2 separate regions of the Homo sapiens genome follow, and region 1 is linked to region 2. Evidence: read pairs that join two places in POLR2A ChIA-PET (ENCODE). Cell type or tissue: MCF 10A. All regions are shown on one strand. Each heading gives the region's core, and the rest is flanking DNA. Links, peaks and the distances in the headings are about the cores only.

Region 1 (2,822 bases), core at 113-2,612, 66 kb after region 2:
ATGTTGTAAAAACTGGTACTGTGATCATCATTACTGAAACACAACCCCAGGTTAAAGTGATTTGGATAAAGCAGCAGTTGTTTTCTACTGTCAGCTTGTCCTTTCAAGGAATATATTTACGATGCATTAAATTGCCTGATTGTGGCTCCCTGGGTGGACTTAGTTGAATTGTTATTTTACGTCGTGCCTTTTTCCCCTACAGGTTAAGATTCTGTGTCACCAGTTGCTGGTCCAGGTTTGTGACCTGCTCAGGCTAAAGGACTGCCACCTCTTTGGACTCAGTGTTATACAAAGTAAGTCTTAGAGCCCTCTCTGATGGATTTAGCCAACTATCCCTGAGGAAATGACATCTTATAGCTATAACTTAAATTGGGCCTATTGTTATAAAACTGTGATTGTCAAAATACCCATGGACTGATTTTCATTTTTAGTGTAGGTGTAGTATTTAATTTTTTAATCTCAATTTCTATGTATTTTTTACAATATTTAGGATTTTAGGCATTTATTTATTATAGTTTGAACTTAAAAATTGATTCCTCTTTGGGAATCTAGATTCTATGTGTTTGCTCTTCCATGTTTTAATGAAGCAAGCTTGATTTTTGTTTCCTTGCATTCAGGGAGCAGCTGGAATACTTAGGAAAGTAATTTAATTTGTTTTATAATTTTTGACATTAAACTGACTTCTCTTTTCAAGTTATCTTGCTATTAACTATATAGTATCACAAAGTAATTATTAATTTAATCTTATTTTTTATTTTTCTCTCGTACCCCTTCTCTTTTTTCCAGTCAGACTATATGACTTGGAAATATCGGGTCAGTTTCTTCTATATTCTTTGTGAGGAGAAGATTTTTAAGTAAAGGACTTCATATAAGCTTTCTTCTCTCATAACACCTTAGTTAGAGTTAAATTTCTGGGACTTCTCTAAAGCCATTTATTATAAGCTTTCTTCCTTCAAATGATATTTTTAAATTTCTCTAATTTAGTCTTCTATATATCTTTGCTCATTTTGTCAAGAAGAGTTTTTTTTGGTGCGGTGTATTTAATTCTAATTCTTGAATATGGTTTATTTTCTACTGCTGGAATTGGTTTAAATTTCAAGGCTTAAGATATCTTGGAAATCTGGTCAATACAATAATATGTTTACACCTGCCAAGTTGGAAAGGATATCAGTATAAAGTTGGTCAGCTGATAAACAAGGCCCCTTTCCCCCAAAATGTAGACTGTTTTCAGTTGCCTTTTTAGGAGAGGCTAAAGAGCATGGAGCAGGGAACACATCAGGACCTTGTGAATCAGCCATTTGCTCTTCAGTTTCTTCCTGTGGTAGTTAAAACAATAAAACACAGTTGCTAAGCTCCATCCTTGTGTTAGTGCATACTTCAGTCGTTCTTTCAGGGAAGAGTCTGAGAGCCATAAGAGGCTCTATAGATTCTAAGTAACTTTTAGTATTCCATGCTCAAAGTTAATTCTTCTTACAACAACTACTGCTAGATCCTTATTGTTCAACAAATAAGTCCAATAAAACCAGTTTATAGCTTCCTTAGGTTTCAAAATAATTTTTAAGATGTCCTTTTTAAAAAAGAGATAGTAGTATGGCGAAAGAACATTGAAACAGGAATTGGTTGACCTGGTTCTAATTCCGGTTGCACCCCTAACTAGCACTTGACTTCTCTCAATGTCAGTTTTTTCGCGTCAAATGGAAATTACTACTCCACCAGCTTTGCAGGATTAATGTGCTTTGAGAATTCTTAAGGTATAAAGCTCTGGTCAGATTGTAGGTGGCAGAGGTATAGTGGCAGTTTAAAAATATATATATGTACTATTATGGTGAACAGTCTTAATTCTATTCATTATGTTGCTTCTTTAGGTGGGAACTCAAGCCAAACACAAATCAGTTTCGACAGGAAGATTGTCTGGTCTTGTTTATTTCATGTTTAATCAGTGATATGAGAGATGGGAGATAGTGTTAGTTGACCTAATAACTGGATTTAAGTAGCATTCCTTTTTTTGTCTCTGGGATCTCTTTTCTAACCCTTTCATTAAAATTGGTTAACTTAATGTCGTTTATAACCAACGAGTAACTTTACCCTTCCTATTTTCTTCTGGCATTTTTCCAGTCAAGTCCCAGTATTCAGCTTGGAGTCAAAGTGTAGCAAAGTGTGCACATCTTTGGAGTAGTCAAAGAGACACACTTCCAGAACAGGTACATTTTTATGCAGAGCTTTCCGTGAAGATGTCTCCTTAGTGATAGTTAGAATAAAAGGAGTTTAAAAAAGACTTGAAACTTTGTACAGTATAGGAATGCCAAAGACTTCTTTTGTGAAATAGCTCTCTCTTTTAAAAGATTATCTTTGGGAAATATGAAAACGTTTGTTTTCTACCAGCTTCTTTTCACGTGTTTAGATCACTTTAACATAGGTTTTAGCGGTCTTATTTTCTGTTCACCTTATGAGCATCATCCCCTGGAAGGGATGTTTTGGCATCCATACTTGTTTTTCATAAAATGTTTCTTCTCTTTTCCATGAAATTGATCCCAAAGGCAGTGCGAGTAAGGGTTTATCATTTTGTCATGCTGTGTTTTGCTGTGTGTGGAACACGGACAAGAAATAGTCTTAAAGATTAGTCTTCACAAAATGTGGGTCAGACTTCTCACTTGGAAATGAGCTGATACCGTGTTTTCTAATTTCTTACATAGCAATTAAGATAGTGTTTCTGCCCTGCTTTATTATTTTGTACCTATAAGAGCAGGCTTCTTTGAGCTGAACAAAAGCATGTTTTCCTAAGACTAACACCCACAGTGTTAGAAGTTAGACTGTAAGTCATA
Region 2 (2,822 bases), core at 102-2,601:
GTGTTTGCTTCCCCTTCTGCCATGATTCTAAGTTTCCTGAGGCCTCCCCAGCCATGCTGAACTTTGAGTTAATTAGACCTCTTTCCTTTATAAATTACCCAGTCTTGGGAACATCCTTATAGCAGCGTGAGAATGAAGTAATACACAAGAGATATTAATTAAGGTGATCTGCTGGGGACAGAACACAACTCCATAATAAAATACGCTTAGGAAACACGAGTAAAATTTCTTTGTGGAACTCCAAAGAGTCTTTAATACAGTATATTCAATGTGCATTATGAGCCTCCAAAAGAGAGATGCTGTGTGTTGTACCACTTGAGCTGCTTGAAAAGAAAAACTTAATCTCAGAAATCTTTTTTAAAACATTTTGGGGAAAGATGGCCCAGAAAAGGCATAGTTCCTTTAGAAGGATGGTTTCCTGGCTATCTGCAGTTCTCTCCATCTCACCCCTCTCCATCTCACACCCATCCTGTCTTTCTAAGATCTCCAAAAAGAATGTGGTCTGATAAATCCATAGAGGATGGAAATATATTGAAAGAAGAATGTCCATGGCCCTTTCTTTCTACATCTGAATTGTCTTAGAGAAGCCTAGAGGGCCAGCCTGATTGAGACACTGGTTAATGGCAGTTTCAGGTAAAAGGGGAATTCTTCTTTAAAAAACAAAACTAACTTGCACAATAACTAAAGGGAAGGCATGGAACTTGTTTGGACCTGAATTCCAACAAGCCAACTGTAAGATGACATTTTGGGGACATGGAAATTTTAAATGCTAAGAAATTATTATTAAATTTGTTAGGTGTGATTATGGTATCTGGTTATATAACAAAATGGCATTTTTAAGAGGCAAACTCATGCATTTCGTGTAAAATATCAAGATGTCTAGAATTTGCTTTAAAATATCTAAAAAAATAGATGTAGCAAATAAAGCAAATGTTAATAACTGTTCAATCTAATGGGATATGTGAGGATTTTTTTTAACAAGTCTTTTTATAGTTTCAAATTTTACATGATGAAAAGTTTTTTAAATACAGATTTCTTAGCCCCAAATCTACCAAATCAAACTCTCTGGAGATTAAGCCTAGGAGTTTGTTATTATTTACCTCCTCTTTTTTTTTTTTATTTTTTAAAATCATATTATCAGGGTTTTTTTGGCTGGGTGCGGTAGCTCATGCCTGTAGTCCCAGCACTTTGGGAGGCCCAGGTGGGCAAATCTCTTGAGCCCAGGAGTTCAAGACCAGCCTGGGCAGCATGGTGAAACCCTGTCTCTACAAAAAATGCAAAAATTAGTTGGGCATGGTGACTCATGCCTGTGGTCCCAGCTCTTGAAAGGCTGAGAAACGAGGATCACCTGAGCCCAGGAGGTGGAGACTGCAGTGAGCTAAGATCATGCCACTGCACTCCAGCTTGAGCAACAGAACAAGACCCTGTCAAAAAAAAAAAAAAAAAAAAAAAGAAATAATTATATGTCATAGTTTAAGGTAACCATAAAATTGTAATAAAAAGCAGTGTTTTGTTTTAGAAACAAGATATTTTCAAGAAAAGAATACAAATAATAACTCTAATCAATTTCTAACATGTATACCCAAATATAAGTTCCTTAGAGTGGAACTGTTTGTGATTAGCATAATAAAGTTACGTACAATACTTCACATACTAAATTACTATCAAATTTCAGCAGTGACAATTTGATGTATCTTTTAAATAATGCAGCGATTAACACAGAAATTCAGTACATGCAGAATCCATGCTATTAATCCATTTCTTCGGTACTTTCAAAAATCTGAATCATATTTTTAAAATGTGATGGCAGGTTTACAGAACATGCCTGTGCATCATGCATGTAGTTCAGACAGTCTGCAAAAAGCAGATCAACGACATGATTAGCCATGTCCTAAGATACAACGTCCACAAATATGGATTTGTGAACTATCTTTTTTCTACATTGAAATGACTATATAACTACATCTTCATACACTGAAGTGTATATAATTGTTTTTTTAAGTGCTTGTCTGTTATCACCTAAAATCATGTGGCATACAATAAGTAGTACTCTTATTACACGTTGGGAGATAGTAACCTAATTTAAGACCAGCAAGAATACATCAGATTCTTTGCTAATAGGGAAGGAAGGAAAAAATTATTCCTCAAGGGAAAGAACTTTGCCATATTTGTATGACTTGTACCTAGCACAGTGTCTAAAATAGGCATGCAATACATGTCTGCGTGAATTAATGAATGAATGCTTATCCTCTCTCCGAATTATCTCTATCCCCTATTCCCAAAACCAATTATTTGTTAAGATGAAGGCTTTGATGAAAGCTCTTAGTCCATGAAAATTAAATTGCTGAGTCTGACCCCTTTGTAGGAAATGTAAAATCATGAAATTCAAGTACTCTTGGGAAATCCAAACAAATTTTCATTTACCAATGTCTATAAAAAAGGAAAAAAAAAAGATAAATTTACTAAAATACATAAATGTTAGCTTTTGACATTTTTTAAAACACTGGAAAAGGAAATAGAAAATTCCCTCTCACAAATTTGGAGGCAGCCTAGTTAGTATAACTTCGAGAATGCAGTCAGAAAGGCCAGGCTTGAACTCTGGCCCTGCCACTAGTTAGTGATATGTACCCTGGTAAAGCCACATAACTGCTTCAAGCTTCAGTTTTTTCATCTATAAAATGAAAACGTTAGATTAAATTATCTATATATTTTTTCCAGGTCTAAAATAGAGTCAATTTTCTGGTTATTCTTCTACCAGAGGCTACTGACCGGTGCTTGGTTGTTAAGCTGCTGCTTTTTTTCTTTTTTTCAAATGAGACAGG

Evidence for each region. ChIA-PET counts read pairs that join two places held together with the same protein. Peaks named below come from ENCODE experiments on the same cell type or tissue, not always from the same donor. Only the 100,000 strongest peaks of a DNase experiment are listed, where the experiment ranks them.
Region 1: POLR2A ChIA-PET joins it to region 2 with 6 read pairs; 5 of 35 experiments call an interaction of 5 or more read pairs at or near these places.

The regions. Positions count from the first base shown.
Region 1 is chr14:51,697,940-51,700,761 of GRCh38, forward strand. It overlaps FRMD6 (FERM domain containing 6), which reads left to right. Exons shown (of 14, transcript NM_001267046.2): 3 at 203-293. Among named protein-coding and RNA genes, the nearest start is that of FRMD6, 47 kb to the left of the region's middle. In MCF 10A, for the core only: no CTCF peak of the experiment used is centred there; no DNase peak of the experiment used is centred there.
Region 2 is chr14:51,632,170-51,634,991 of GRCh38, forward strand. It overlaps a transcript of FRMD6 not described here. Among named protein-coding and RNA genes, the nearest start is that of FRMD6-AS1, 18 kb to the right of the region's middle. In MCF 10A, for the core only: no CTCF peak of the experiment used is centred there; a DNase peak (open chromatin) is centred at 1,332.